Regions from separate parts of the Mus musculus genome. Here region 1 is linked to region 2. A link is a loop called in an ENCODE intact Hi-C map of the cell type or tissue named here. Cell type or tissue: left cerebral cortex. All regions are shown on one strand.

Region 1 (8,000 bases), 440 kb before region 2:
CAGGAAAAGGAAGAAATGTGGGCCGTGGGTCTGTTACCTGGCTGTTGGGTCCTGAGATGGCATTTGTGTGCAGCTGAGCAGGATCTGGCCACCAGCTAGCATTTTCCAGAGCTAAAGCTAAAAAGGATATGAAGCACAGCAGTGTGCATCCGAAGGCAGCGTTGGTGTGTGAGGTAGGGACTAGGGCAGGAGCTCTGCCGTTGTGTTAGGAGAGGCACCAGGGTCTGCCCAGGTGCAGCCCATCCCAGCAAGGCCTGAGGGATCCTGTGTGGGATCCTCAGGTCAGGGATGCTCCAAGTCCCAGACTTCCAGGCCCACAGAATACCCATGGAGACTTCCCTCAGAGGCTTTTCAGCACTTCAAACTGCTCCTCAGTGGTCACAGGGGGCGGGTTCTAGGAGCCCCCTTGGATACCAGAACCCTTGACATAAAAGAGTGTAGCTTTTACACCCCGATTAGCCACATCCTCCTGTGCATCCCTAGATTACCCACAGCCTTTAAGCACAGAAGTGCTTTGCAGTGGTAGCTGCTTTGTAGTATTTAAGGGCTATCTTCTATTTTGTACTGTTGAGTGGTTCTCAACCTGTGCGCCACAACCCTTTTGGGATTGAATGATCTTTTCACAAGGGTCACATATCAAATATCCTGCATATTAGATATTTACATTACAATTCATTATAGTAGCTAAATTACAGTTATGAAGTAGCAATAAAATAATTTTGTGGTTGGGGTCACCACACCATGAGGAACTGTACTAAAGGGTCGCAGCATTAGGAAGGTTGAGAACCACTGCTTTTAAGGGAAGACAAAGAAAATAAAGTCCCTATGTGTTCTGTACGGACACACAGATCCAGAGTTTTATTTTCAAATGTTTTTATTATGTGACTGGTTGAATCTCCAGATGTAGAGCTCCTCACACAGGACTGACTGAACATGTTTCTACAATCTGTCACTGTCCACACACACACACCCACACACACACACACACACACACACACACGTATACACACACACGTATACACACGTGCATACACATGCACACATACACACACATGTATACACACATGCACACACAGAGTGCACATAAGGTCTGCCTTCTTTCTTCTGCATAGTCCCTGGCTTAGTAGCTTTTCTTGTTAACTCATGCTGAGCCCAGCAGTAGAGAGTGAGTTAAAAATAAAGAAGGATGTATCAGTTTTGTTGAGCAGCTGTGTACTCAGATGTTTTGAGATGTGCTCATCCTGCAGGGCTTGGGGCTTGTCACGTGTCTTCCCGGGAGCCTGACTGGGGGTAACCTTGTGGATTGTTGGTACCGTCAGGCACCATGGGAGAATGTGCCCCAGAGTGGTGAGGCCTGGGCCAGAGCACATCCAGGGCACACTGGTTATCCTCTCCACCTCCCTGCATGTGACTTTTCTCCTGTCTCTTCACTAGAAATGGCCAGAGAAGCCCAGCCCCGGAATTGAGGACCACCTCTGCCTACAGAGAGAACCTCCAGAATGGGAACTTGAATGACCCCTCCAGCATAGAGTCCAGCAATGGGCAGTGGCCCAAGCAAGAAATGCCCCTGTCTCATGTCCGTTTTGAAGATGAGTCTGCCCACGAGGCTGAATTCCGGTACCTGGACCGGCTTCAGCAGCGCCAGCGTCAAGTGTTAAGCACAGTGCTCCATGCTGTGGACCAAGGACCTCTACGCTCCAAACCCGACCTAACCAACTACATTAACCGCATTGTAGGGAATAGCTCATTTCATAGGGCCGTGGGCTGCCTGGACCAGAGTAACTTCCCTGTACCACCACCTCCTTGGGACAATGAGAGGAAGTGTCCAGCCTGTGGCAGCTGTCTGGAGGAGCGTTGCCCTGCTGAGGAGAGGGCAGCCTCTGACCTGAGAGTCCTCCGGAGTCTCCAGGCTGCCTGTGAGGCAGAGGCAGTACTGCTGGGGCCCTGTAATTCCCATGGTCTGAGCTCCCCATTCCCAGGGCTCCACACAGAATGGATCCGGGAAACACACATCACAGACACTGTTGCCACACACCCTGAGGAAGAGGAGGACTCTGCCCTGGACAGCACCCACAGTTCAGACAGCTGGAAAGATGGTACTGATGCCAGGACCTCTCAGTCTAGCAGGGCAGGTGAGCAGATCCGAGTGAGCAGCCCCCAGCAGCGGTGGCATGGGTCTAGGCCCCAGGGAGGTCCCAGGTGGTCCAGAAAGGCTGAGGCGGAGCTGCCCTGCGGCCTTCAGGCCTGGTCTCACCTGCCCCAGCTTGATGATGGGGTTGTAGGAGGGGAGGGGAGAGAAGCCAGTGGACACATACCTCAGGGGACTCTGTTTCCAGAGGAAGATGCTGTGCCTAAACCTGCCTTGGAACCTAAGAGACCTTGGTCCCAGGGGCAGCTTGGACCTCGGTCAGGAAGTCACTGTGCCCACCCCGAGGACTGCAGATCTCCATGCAGGACAGCTTATGCTGTGCCGTTTTCCAAGACACGTGGGTCCTCAGGATCAGGCCAACCACCAGACCAAGTTCCTGAAAGCCATGAGTCTCTGAAAACTCTCTGCACTTCTCCCCTCCAACGGAGCCATGAAGAGCCCTCTGCACCCCTCCCAGCCTCACAGTCAACATTGACCCTCCCCGAGGAAGTGCCAACCCCTCCTTCTTTGAGGAAATCCCTCTGCCCTATGCCTCCGAGGAAGTCAGTCCAGAAGGGGCATCACTGGCAGGAACACCAGGCAGAGCATATGGATAGCCCCCTGCCTGTGTCCCCTCCAAGAACTGTGGTTCTCACGCGACCCCAACCCCAACCCTGTAGCCCCCAAGTCAAGCATCCACTGCTGGACCTGTTCAACAACAACTCCAGCAGCAGCATCCCTCTAGGGCTGCAGGGGCCCTCAGGAGTGGCTGTCCACAGGAATAGATCTGAAAAGGACCAGTGCTGTCAGGAGCCTGTGCTGCCTCTGGAGAGCAATGGAGATGGTAAGGACTGCTGTCATTTGCTCTCCATCCTAATCACCTTAGGATAAGGCCCATAACTCCCCCTCCCCCCAGCCCCCAGCACCTTGTGGATCCCTCAGAGCAGCAGCAGGCCTGCAGGATGTAGGGGAGCACCAGCTGGGTGCAGGACTTAGCAAGAGCATGGAGCAAGTTAGCCAGTGTTCTGTGCTTGGGGGATGGGGAGCAGGGGCTTGGACCTCGGTGGGGATGGAGCCAGATGGGAACTCTGGGGTGTGTAGGGGAAGCTTCAGTCCACAGCTGCTGGGGCCAGGCTTTGTGGGCATTTGACTCTTGTAAACTATGAGTAATCTACTGTTGTTTAGAAGAGTGACTACCGACAGTCACCTGCCTCTTCCACCTTCTCTCTTCTGTGCTTTGCACTGCCTTGTTCACTGTTGGTCATGCACCCTGTACAAGCTCAGACCTGTCCTGCGCACTGTGGGAAATTACTCAAGCAGGCTCCCTGCCCTTAAGGTTCTCTGTGGTCACACGTGTCTGTGGGGTGCAGTGACCAGCAGGGGGAGCACTACAGCAAGCTGCCGCTCTGATCCCTCCGTGGCCCTGGTTGTCCGACCTGCTAGTAGATTCTAATGGGCAAGGCTGCCAAAGCTCCTTGCCCTAGGGAGGAGGAGTCTCGCCGTGGGCAGATTCTGTGCCCGCTCTGATCCGCACTGCTGTGATCCCAGCGGACAGCAGTGAAGTTGCTGAGGCAAAGCCTCTCCCCCCTAGTTGTTCTGCCTCCACCCATCTCCCGCCCTCCACACCGAGCTCAGCTGTGCCTCCCTCTCCTGTGTGGGCTCCAGGCTGGTGTGAACCTAGCCACGTCCTGCAGACCTTCTGAGATGCAGTGACCTTTCTGGGAACCCTGAGTCTGCACTTCCTTGAGAACTTAGTGAGGATTCTCTTATTAGTGACAGGGCCCCTGGGTAACCGCTTCCTCTCTCTATCCTCATGTTTTCTTATCTAGACGGGGAGGGTTAAGATACAGCCTGTCTCGTGGGAACCACAGGGCAAGTCTATGAAGGGTTCAGTCACCCTTCATATCACCAAGTGCATACAATGGACCCAAGATGGAAGCTATAGTAAAAGCTGTGGCAATTTTAGATTGTTTCCCCAGTTCTCGACTGTGTCCCTTGACACGGAATGGGCATGACCTACCACAAGTAACTAACACTTAACAAATACTTATTAGGTGCCCAGCTGGGTGATGGGGTAACAGTAGTCCACAGTCCTCCATAGCACCCCCACTCTTATCCTCAAAGTTTCCAGTTTAGCAGATGCTCAAGGATGAGCCCCGCCTCCTTCACTGACTGCTTCCTGGGCTTCTACTGCTTCTGCTCCTACGGCTCCCACCTCTCCCCGGCATCTCCTGCTCCTCAGGTCAGGCTGGGAAATGGGCCTTTCCCCCGTGTGACCTGTGGGGACAGTCATGTAGCAGGGGCGGCTCTGTGGCTGTTGCAGGAACACTCCAGGACTCTCTCCAGTCAGTGGATATCGCCACTGTCAACTCTACAGCCATCACCCTCGCCCTTACCTCAGAGGAGCCTGAGCGCAGCCAGGAGTGGGGAGGAGGTTCACAGAGGACAGGATCCAGCTCTGGGGGCCATGTGCCCACTGGGTGAGTGGCAGGAGCAAGCCCTGACGACATAAGGCATGCTGGATGGGGACATACCACCTGGAGCATAGTGTCTCTTAACTTCCTCTTCCAGACCCAGAAGGCCCTAGACCACATCCTGGTGCCCTAAACCACCCTCCCTAATTCTGTGTGTGTGTGTGTGTGTGTGTGTGTGTGTGTGTGTGTGTGTGTGTGTGTGTTGTACATGTGTGCTCATAGGGAAAACCGGGTACACGTGTGTCTGGGGACACATGGCTGTACGTATCTAAGTATATATACAGGCCAGATGTTAACATTGGGGGAATCTTACTTAGTTGCCTCACACCGTGTGTTTGAACCCCCAACCCACATTGTCTCTGCCTCCTGGAACTGGGGTTACAGACGTGCTGCTCTGCGTGGCCTGGCTTGTAAGTGGGCACTGGGGATCTGAACTCAGGTCCTCAGGCTTCTATGCCACTTCTATGCACTTGACCTACTCCAGCCCCACCTTTGCTAATTCTCTTTATCTGACGGACTTCATTGAGGCACGGAGTAATATCCCCACCCTTGAGCCCCAGCTACTAATGATACAGCTGAGGGCCACAGCCCTCAAGGTGCTCCCAGGATGCAAACTGATCCCCTTCCTTGCACCAGCTGAGGCCTAGCCACCTGAGACCTTGCTGGAACCTCCTTGGACCAAGTTCAAAGCCTAGGCAAACCTGGTACTTGTAAGGGCTTTCCCAGCTCCAGACTGTATCCTGTGACTGCACACAGCACTCGGCCTCCTGACGGCCCAGACAGGTCTGGACGGTTGCCACAATGTGAGGACTGTCTGGCCAGTTCCTCCTGGACATCTCTCTCAAGTATCTAGCTGTTCCCTCAATAAAAACACCACGGTTGCTTTCCCCACACCCCCTTCCCAGCAGCTGTGGTGCTGTCCCCACAGCTTAGACCTCGATCTGCCTCCTCCTGCTTTCCCTCCCTTACCCACCGGCAGCCCTCGCCAGCCCCCAGCCCCTCTCTCTACCATCTGGTCTAAGCTGTCTCGCTTCTTAGCTGCACAAGGGAATATTTTTTTAGAACCCAATTAAATGGTATCATTGTCCTACTTAAAGCCCCACAGTAGCCTCTCCTCTCCTCTTCCCGGGGCTGACAGTGCTTGGCGTGGTGGGACTTCCCTGCCTGCCTGGCTTCACCGCACACCCCTTCCTGCTTCTCTCCCTACCTGGCTGCTGTCATTGAACTCATCACATTTGTTTCTGCTCAGACAGAGGTCCCAGCTGTTCTGTGCTCTAACAGTTCTCACTTCAGGCTTAAGGGCCTGACTCCTTCCTGTCATTGGCCCTTGGTATAAAGATTGTTTTCTGCCAAAGAGCTCTTCCCTGGAAACTATTTAAAATAAGTGCCTAGTCCCACCCTGCTTCACCCCACACATCACTGTTTGGCTTCTCTTCTTCTTGTGGCCTGTTGTTGATAAGTTTCTCTATTCCCTTAGCTGAGGGCGGACAGATAGGAGGCTTGTGAGACATCCCGCGGGAGCGGAGTGGATGGCTTCTACTTTCACGGGGTACCTGGCAGAGTCTGCGTGGCTCTCCTTGCTACAGCCTGATTCTTAGAACCTCCTTGAGGACATGGGCCCTGGTCCACTGGGGTCTGTGGAGCCCTACGATGCAGGATACATCCAGCTCATGCCCTCCCCTTTGCGTTTCAGAGCATCACTTGAGGCCAGTGCAGGGCACAGGTCACCCTCAAGCACCCATTCTGATGGGAACAAGAAAAGGAGGAGTAGCATTACCTCTGCCCTGGGGCTCAAAAAGCTTTTCTCAGCCCTGGGCCACACACCCCAGCCCAGACTTGGCCCATCCCGAAGCTACAGTGTGGAACAACTGCAGCCCTCAGCCCTGGCTCCACAGACCAGCACCCCCAAAGTGAAAAGAGCCCCATCGTTACAGACCCTGCATCTGGTGAGTCCCCAGGGCCCTGGCTATAGGGTGTGGTTCCAGTGGTGTGGTCTAATGGGATGAGAGTGGAAGGGGAGGCAAGTCCAAGTCACAGCAGTGGCGAGCCGCTAGCATCCTCACGACTGTCTCACAGTACTTGTGCTTACTGTGTGTGAGTGACCCTTAATCCTGTTTCTTCACCCACCACCTACTGTCCTCTCTCTCTCTCTCTCCCTGTTGCCTGTGTGCTGGAGAGTTCGTGCCCTGCATTCTTTAACCTACTCCTTGGCCACAGTGACTCCTTAGTCCAAATGAGCTTTCTTTTCTTTGTCTCTTTGTTTCCTTCCTTCTTTCCTCCCTCCCTCCCTTCCTTTCTTTCTAAAAAGAAGTATTTTCTCTGTGTGTTTTGCCTTCATATATATGTCTTTGTGCATGCCTGGTACTCGCAGAAGCCAGAAGAGCGCATTGGATCCCCCTCGGACTGGGGTTGTTATAAGCAGTTATGAGCTATTATGCGGGTACTGGATATCGAACCTGGGTTCTCTGGAAGAGCGGCCAGTGCTCTTAGCCGCCTAGACATCTCTCCAACCCCTAAACAATCCCCATCTGTAATGTCACGGCAAGCCTTGACTGGCCTCTTTGTTCTGGTCTTTCTCCACGTGGCCTCCAAGGTGTTTTTTCTGAGGCTGGACAGACCTGGCCATACCAATGGCACCTTGCCAGGACTGCTTCCAGATCTGCTGTCTGTGGCTTTTACATCTCCCCACTTTCCCAGAACACTCTTGGCCTCTGCTGAATAGACAGACACTTCTACAGTCAGATCACGCAGTCTGACTGAATCTGCACCTGACTGCCTCTGCTGTCTCTACCTGCTGACGCCTGTTCTTTCCTCCTTTAGAAGTCACCACAGTCCTTAGGCTGCGTGGCTTCTGCTGTTTGCCTTCTCACAGAGTTTCACCCCTCCATGTCTCTCTCCCCTCACTGGAATATGATGTCTACACCCCCAATACTGTCTCAGTAGCTAGTGTACCCAGTTCACATTCAGTGAATACAGGGCACCAGCTAAGCATCTCCCTCTCCGAGTGCCAGGCTTAGCAAATCACCTCCGCACACTCACCTCTACCAGACCTCCGGAAATCCTGCTCTGTGCTGTGTGCTGGGAGCGCAGAGCTATTCTGTTCTCTGCACCCTCCCCTGTGCAGAGTTAGGAAGGAAACCATAGCCTAAAGCAGGGCCCTTCCTAATGCTGTGACACTTGAATACAGTTCCTCATGTTGTGGTCACTCCCAACCATAAAATAATTTTTGTTGCTACTTTGTAACAAATTTTGCTACTGTTATGAATCATAATGTAAATGTCAATGTAAAAATGTGCAGGATCTGATATGTGACCCCTGTGAAAAGGTTGTTCAACCCCCAGAGGGCCTCGACCCCCAGGGTGGGAAGTGCTGGTCTAAGGCACTGGACCTTTTTATTT
Region 2 (8,000 bases):
CTTGGGCAGACTGTAAGCCCTGGTGGGATTTAATGCTTACCTCGCAGTCCTGTTGTAAATCTGAGACACTTTTGTTAGACCACATAGAGCAATGTTAATAAGACCCAGGATCGTTCTGGGCTTCCTCTGTGCCTACAGTCTTCATGGGTGGCATCAACTAGGACTCTCTATTTACTCAACTCCTGTGTGTGTGTGTCCGTGTGTGTGTGTGTGTGTGTGTGTGTGTGTGTGTGTGTGTGTCCTGACCCACCCCTCTCCAGCTTACTCCCTTGAGACAGGGTATTTCACTGAGTCTGGAACTAGGCTAGTGGCCAGGAAGCCCTAGTGATCTTCCTGTTCACACCCCTCTGTACCCCCTTTTCACACAGCTCATGGGTTACAGGCATTGTGTACAGCCATGCCCAGGGCTTTTTGTTTGTTTGTTTGTTTGTTTTGTTGATGTTACCGTAAGTGCTGGGGATTTGAACTTAGGTCCTCAAGCTCCTGTAGCAAGCGCTTTTACTTGCTGAGCCACATCCCCAGTCCCCAAACCTTTGATTCTTGTAGCAAAATATTTGGTTGATATCTCTGCACTCTTGTCTCATGTTTAAGATATAACACTATAGGAACAAAACTCCTCACCCCCTTCTGACATGGTTTCACCCCATCATTAGTCCTGGCTCAGGATGCAGTGCCATCTATCCAGTTGCCCAAACCAAATGCTAGATATCACTCATTCCTCCTTTCTCTCTCTTCTGGCCAGGCCACTGTCACCTACACTATCACAATAGCGCTCTAATTGGCCTCTCCCCTTGGATGTTGGTTTCCCGAAAGCAGTGAGTGTATCCATCACAGCGACAGGGCCATTTAGAGTTGATACAGCTCTTCATTACATCAGAGGACAACGTGTCCCCCACCTGCTCTGTGCCATGAGTCTCTCTCAATCTCCGTAGAGAGCGACCTGTTTTCCCTTAGTACTGGTCTGCTTTCACACTCAGACAAAGTCTGTTTATGTTCCTTCCCTGGATTTACTCTTTGTCTAGAATGATTTTTTCCCCTTTAGATCAACTGTATAACCATAACTCTTGTCATTTAGACCTTTGATGCCTCCCCAAAAAAGTTGCCCTCATCATACAGTCTACAAGAGGCCCCTGGCCATTGTGTCCTGTCACCACCGGCAGCTTCCTGCCTCCTTTGACGAGTGTCAGAGCTACGGGGAGAGGCTGTTACTCCCTGGTCACCACCAGGGTCAAAAACAACACCTGCATTTGGTGTGATTGCAAAGGGAAGAATTCTCCATGAAGTGTTGTCGTGGCGAAAATTATGACCTAGGTTCTCACCAGGCTTTTCTGCCGTATTGTCAGGACTAGTCCAGGAAGCTCAGGATAACGGGGACTCTAGCTGTAGAGCAGGCTAGCCCTGTGGAACTCATGGGCTGTAAAGCAAGGCAGGCATAGTGCGAGTTGTCCGGGGACGCTCTTCCTTCCTGCCACTGGCTGATCTTGGCAGACTGTGTCTTGTTTGATGTTCTATTCCAAGCTTCATTCTCCTCCTTTGCTGGATTGCAGATGAGTGCAGGGGTGTGTTTAAACAGCCTCGGAGGGAGGGAAACTATATGTAACAACTGCTCTACTGCTTGGCCCTTTCCCCGAGGTGCCATGTTCCTCACCCCCAAGGCCCATTACTTACCATTACCATCTGCCTGGGGCTTCTGAGGGAGGTGAAGCAGAGGCTGGCTCCGCTAGGGTTGGGGATCTGCTGCAGACACAGTGGATCTCAGCAGCCTGTGGGTGGGTAGGTGTGGAAACACACAGTTCCTGGCACAAGACAGCAGTGAGCACGCATGAACATTTAGCATCAACATCGTCCTGACCAGACAGGTGAAGAAGATGGGGATGCTAGGAGGCTGGTGCTTTGCAGGAACCACTCCTCCACGTGCAGGATCATGTGGTGAGCAATGCACCACTCCTGAATTCCCACTCTTGTCTCATCTTCATCTGCTCTGCTGTACTGGTGTGTGTGTGTGTGTGTGTGTGTGTGTGTATGTGTGTGTGTGTGTGTGTGTGGTGTTCCAATGAGGATGGGACAGCCAGATTGGGAGGAAGGACAATTGGACGTTCAAATAGCATCCTCCCAATCATTTACATTGTACTCAACAGTACTACAAATTCTGTAGGAGGCAGATATCTCTGCCTTAGGGCGTTCTGGCTGAATTTTAAAGGCTATTAAGCCATGTTCCCTCTGGCCCTCTTGAGAAGCGGCGGACCCCACACAGATCTAGAGGCACGTGCTGCCACCTGCTGGCAAAGTTGGGCACAACTTGGCTTAGTGCTTTGAATAATAGTGTCCATGGAAATCATTGCAGGAGAAAAATTTATTTAGTTGACTAAAAATTCTTTTGTTTAATGATCTGATATTTTAGCTCCATTTCAAATTATGTCCTTTTGGAGGCTAGGCAGTCTGAAGGTCATGTTAGTCCTTACTAACCCTATTGCTACCTTCAGCTTCGTTCTATCATTTGTACGACAGCTGGCCCTGAAGCTCCTGAATTTCCAGTCCAGTAAGGTCCGACTCCCCTAGCTCAGAGATTACATATTTTGGACTCTTAGAGTTTCAGTATAACATGCCTGCAGAACAGGACACATGCCTTCAACATGTCAGCACTGTTATCATCAGATAGCAACACATTTGAGAGCCAGCAGCTAAGAGACCTGCAGCATACGTCCTGCTTCCTTGGGGTTCTGAGCAGAACAGGAAGTCACAGAGAAGCCAGGGGAACAGCCTCCCCACCCCCATCTCCCCGCCCCCGGAGCCAACACAATCTGACAAGTCCTAGGGATTTGCTTTGATATGGGCCCCTTGCGGATGGAAAGTTGGTATAGTGCAGTCCCCAGGACCCGAGTTAGATCCCCACACTCAGACAAATGCCACGCATGTGTGCCTAGGACCTTAGAGCTGGGCAGACAGAAGCAGGCAGATTTCCAAGGCTCACTCAACAGCTGGCTTTAACCTTGGGTTTTGTGAGAGACCTTACTTTAAATATAAGGAAGGGAAGCATACATGCTAACCTCTGGTCTCCACATGAAAACACATGTATGTGCATCCATGCATCTGTGCACTCACACATGAACATTCACACACACACACACACACACACACACACACACACACACACACACGCACACACAGGCCCTTTGGGCAGCTTCAGCACCTACCCTTCGATTTCTTTACTTGTTCTGGAAAGCTTCAAAACAAGGGTCCAGCTGTACAACTGGTCTTCAATGACTTCTGTTTTTCTTAGTGTTTCTACCTTTATATCTTCCACAGTTCTAGAAACTTCCCTCTGGGGCAGAGAGAGAAAAAGAACTGGGTGTTGCCTGAAGCAATGCAGCTTTGACTCACAGCTGTGGATCTGTCCTTAGACCCCCCACTGGGGGCTAAAGAAGGCTCCTGCTTTGCTAGAAGTACAAGGAACACATGCTTCAGGAACAGTGACTGACAGACAGTGTCAGCATTCAGGAAGCTGAGGTGGAAGATCTCGGGTTTGAGACTAGTCTGGCCTACATAGTATAAACACAGAGGGGGAAGGGGAAGGGGAGGGGGAGGGGGAGGGGAGAAGGAGGGGGAGAGGGAGAGATGGAGAGGGAGAGGGGGAGGGAGGGGGAGGGAGAGAGAGGGAGGGAGAGAAGGAGAGAGGGAGAGAGGGGGAGGTGGGTGGGGAGGGAGGGGGAGGGGGAGAGAGGGAGGGAGAGGAGAGAGGGAGAAGGGGGAGGTGGAGGGGGAAGTGGAAGGGGGAGGGGAGGAGGGAGAGAGGGAGAGAGGGAGAGAGGGAGAGAGAGGGAGAAGAAACACCCACCTCCCGCCTCAAAGCAGTAGGAAGTTCAAGGCAGTAGGAAGCTAGCCTTCCTGCTTCCCCTGAAGCCATCAGCTGCTCTGGGGTGGGGGTAGAGGTGGAGGTGCATAGGTGTCTCTGCCTTTTCTTGAACACTATGCCAGCACTAGATCTGTTGCACAGTCATCTTTATGGGGGGAAAAAAAGAGTATTGAAAACCACATCATGCTAGTAGTAAAAAGGGAAAGTAACTCTATGCTGCCCTCCAGTGGTTTTTGTCTGTTCATTGCAGTCATAGTCTGGGAAGCTGCACATTGTTACAGAGAACTAGCGCATCCTAGAGGCCATTCATCGAATGACAGGCCAGGAAGCAGAAACTAAAACCTTGGCAGAGAGGGTGAGCAGGGCCAGAGGTATCGCTCTAATCCCAGGCATCCCCGCCACCCTAGCCTGCACTGGCTTTTCATCCTGCTTCTGAAAGAGCCCACCGGGGTACCTTGGCTGCACGTGAGTCAAGGCAAAGATGAAGGACATCTTCCCTTGGATGTGATAGGATGCCCGGAGACAGAGTAGAAACAGTGCTGAGGAGGTGAACATAATCGAGGGAATCTGTGGTGGGCATTAGAGCTGAAAACATCGTTGAAAACAGATGCTTATGTAACAGGGTCGATGCCCACGCAGCCCCAGCACCTAGCTGCACGAGACCGTTGATACCACCGTCTCATAACTTCATCTGAGAAGCTGAGGTGCAGCCACGTGCCAGCTTCCTGACTTGGAGCCCTTTCCTCTTAACACTGCACATCCCTCTGCTGGCCATTCCTAGGCCTTGCTCTCTTTTATCTGCCCCCACCCCGGCCCACCACTTTTCTCTTGTCCTGAAGTAGAGAAGGGACGAATGTGGGTGGAGTTTGCCTCCTTCCTCCCCTTCCCCTCTCGTCCAGAGCCCCTTGCTTGCAGATCCTTTGCAGCGATGCCCACATACACCGCCCAGCTTCATCATGTTCGCCCTGTGCCCTAAGACACCGCCTCATTACCTGCGGGTGTTAGTTGCAGAAGCCCCCATCCTCCCCAGACTTAGAGCAGGGGGAGGTTCTGTGTTTAGAGCAGGTCAGAGCTGTGGCTAGTTAACGAAAGAAAGCATACGTGGGTCAGCGGAGTGTGTCGCTGATGTAATGAACGTGCTGGGTCCACTCCAGCTTTGTGCCGTAGCCCTTGATCTCATCCTTCCCAGGGTACCATCTACACAACAGTTGTCCTTCCCCGTCTCCAATGACTAAGCTGCCTAGAGCTTGTTCCTTCTTTCCTTCACCCCCGTTCTGTCTTCTCTGTCACGGAAGTGAAATCAAACTATGCTTGGAAGTTTACAATTTGCTTTTTAAAAATTTTTTAAATTTACTTAAAAATATTAGTATAAGATGGTCCCCTTTCTCTGGCTGTTTCTAGAAAGATGGTTCTTAGCGTCTCTATAAGGCAATACGTATAACTGCTGTGATCTCAAGTTCAGTGATGGGGGGATCTGCCAAGGAAAACCCGTGGCACGTGCTGCTATGCCTGCACTTCCATTTCTGCAGGCTGAGTCCGTGGGAGCCGCCTGTGGAAGGGCCTTTCCCGCGTTGTGCCCTCACTCCCCCACCTCCTGGCTGCTGCTGCTTCATAGCGCCCCTCCCCTGCATCTCAGCCTCACATTGAAATGTGAACTTTCGCCGTCCGTGTTATCTCTCAGGTCCCACAGGAAAGGCGGAATGAATTAATAATACACCAGCAGGAAACAGAGAGATGGAGCTATTAGTTGTCAGTCAGTGTTCCTAACCTCTCAGGGCCACTAATTAGCTCACTGGCAGAGTTGGTTTCATCCCCAGCCAGGGCTGTACTTTTGGGCATGCCTGAAGCTCAGCTTGTGGTATCCGGCACAGAGGGGCAGCCCTGGGACTCCTGGATGGATGGGGCGTGTTTGCTGAATTTAAAAGCGTCCATAGGGAACCTTGGTGCCTCCTAGGGATGGAAGGATGATCTGGGGTGGGGGCAGGGTGGGAGCGGTGGTATCTGGGCGGAGTTGGGTGGTGTGTATGCTGTTCTTGGGCCCTGGTAGCTGGCTCGTGGTTCTGGTTCCTGCCACAGGTGAGTTCCTCTTGCCAAGCTGTGTTGTGCATAGCTGTCTGAAAGCAACATACTGCTTTCTAACTACGGGTTCTCCCAATTGGAGAGTCTTTACACGTAGACTTTCAGAGGGGGAACATGGCAGTGCCAGGCTTATAGAAAGGGGATCTTAAATTGTTTCTTTAAGAAGTTGTACAGATTTGGCCTTTACCCTCCTCTGTGCTCTGATGTGCAAATTAGAGGCATCCGTCATTCCTCTGCAGCTAGGGCCATTGCTTAAGAGCACATGGGATAGTTATCTATTCTTCAGTCCTGCCTATGTTCCTTACAAGCTGGGCAGCTTGGTGTCTTTGTTACACAAAATTAAGAATCATTTACTACGGAGGTGCACTCTAATCTGGTGACATCCACCTTTGTCAAGCTTCCAGATAAAGTGGTTGGGATTCTTGAAGCTTCGTTGGTCTCTCTCTCTCTCTCTCTCTCTCTCTCTCTCTCTGAGAGACCAAGTCTCTTATATCCCAGGCTTGTCTCAGACTTGCTATGTAGCTGAGGATACCCTTGAACTACCGATTCTTTTGTCTCCACCTCCCTGCGCGGTGGAGTTACAGGCACACACCATCTGGTCTCTGTGCTCTGTGCTGGAGCTCAAACCCAGGGCTTTGTGCATATTAGGCAAGCACTACCAACTGAGGTGCACCCCACCACACCTTTCTGTTACTAAGTCCCCCCTTCCCCTTCCTGCCTTATATGCATCCACTTTGGGGGTTGTATGATCAAAGAGCCATTCACTTCTCTTCCCATGTGGAGCTTCTGACCTCTCTGCTGGCCCTGGATTAGCCAAGGATGGGTTCTGTCAGGCACCTCCTCTCTTCTTCTGTGCAGAGGGCACTTGGCTTCACTTTTTTCCTACTTTACTCCTGGCCTGGTGCCATGCTACTCCAGTGAGGTGAGTCTGCTTGCTGCAGACTGGCTTCGGGAGAACAAAGTGAGGCAGGGCTAATGTTCAGTTTTACTGGAGTTACTTTTGGAGTCAAATCTGGGCTAACAGAAAGGGGAGGAGAGGCTGGGACCAAACAATAAGCAAAGCTGGGCTGTGGTACTCAGGTGTCTTCATGGGTAAGAGGAAGGTTTTAGAGCTTCTGTGTGGTCTGAGTTGTTCCAAGTTGTCCCGAGAACAAAGAAACTAGGCTTCTAGACCCTAATATAGACTCCTCCAGAAGGTGTCATGACTTTGCTGGCACCTAGAGAGGATACATTACCTGTAGGTTGCATGCTAACATCCCCAGAAGCTGGTGGGGGTCAAGAATACCCCAGCCTAGAGGGGAGATAGTGGTACATCCCAGCACCCACTTAGAAGATGTTGGCTTATAGGTCCTGAGCCTGGAAGTGAGGTGGGTGGAGCCTCGCCTCTGTTCAGTGCGAAGTTCTACAGCTGTGGCTTATTTAGTTGGGACACCAGAACCATTGGGGACACTAGGCAGCAACATGTCCCCACCACGTCTGCTGGATCTGTCCTTCTCTGTCTCAACCTCAAATCATACCTCTGTGAAAATGACTGGAACCTTTCAATAGACTGTTCCCCACTTTAGCCAGCGGGGACCATCTGCTCAGCTTGCCCACCCCAGCTAAAGATGCTTTCGGCAGGGGAGTCAGTGGAAGTGCAGAAGTCTTTAGAGTGACTGCATCTATTCTTCCCCAGCCCTGGACACTCATGTCAACCTGAGCACACTAGTGTCTAGGGTGAGGGGCGCTTACTGTGCTGTTTCTTCTTGCTCTTGGTCCTGTGTCCCTCACCATGACCAGGGAGGGAACAATCATTTCCACGGTGCCCTAAGCTCCCTTCACTCTGGTTCATTAAAAAAAATATGGGGGTGTCTAGAGCTCAGCCCTAGAAGATTCAAATGTGTTTATGCTAGGTAGACTTTGGCACAGCTATAAATCTCCTCTGGTGGTTGTTTGGGTAGCAACTTGCCTACCTAGCTCTGGGGCCACAGGGTAGGCCATTGGCTGGTACTCCCTGGCTTGCCTAACTCTGCCAGGATGGAGTTCTGCACTAGCTGCCCTGGGACACAGCAGGTCATCTGAGACTGTC

What was found. Peaks named below come from ENCODE experiments on the same cell type or tissue, not always from the same donor. Only the 100,000 strongest peaks of a DNase experiment are listed, where the experiment ranks them.
Region 1: a loop joins it to region 2, with 4 times the contacts of the local background. A loop is called at or near these places in 33 of 42 quality-filtered maps.

Annotation. Positions count from the first base shown.
Region 1 is chr1:155,219,883-155,227,882 of GRCm38, reverse strand. BC034090 (cDNA sequence BC034090) reads left to right here. Exons shown (of 10, transcript NM_001370865.1): 5 at 1,435-2,972; 6 at 4,452-4,608; 7 at 6,296-6,548. Among named protein-coding and RNA genes, the nearest start is that of Gm31102, 19 kb to the left of the region's middle. In left cerebral cortex, a CTCF peak has its summit at 3,508 (motif pointing right); DNase peaks (open chromatin) are centred at 3,534, 4,198, 5,636, 6,097 and 1 more place.
Region 2 is chr1:154,782,537-154,790,536 of GRCm38, reverse strand. Gm51649 (a long non-coding RNA gene) reads right to left here and starts at 3,552. Exons shown (of 4, transcript XR_003948055.1): 1 at 3,195-3,552; 2 at 1,669-1,796; 3 at 1,320-1,574. It also overlaps a transcript of Cacna1e not described here. In left cerebral cortex, CTCF peaks have their summits at 2,280 (motif pointing left) and 4,103 (motif pointing left); DNase peaks (open chromatin) are centred at 1,855, 2,258 and 4,121; H3K27ac peaks cover 487 bases.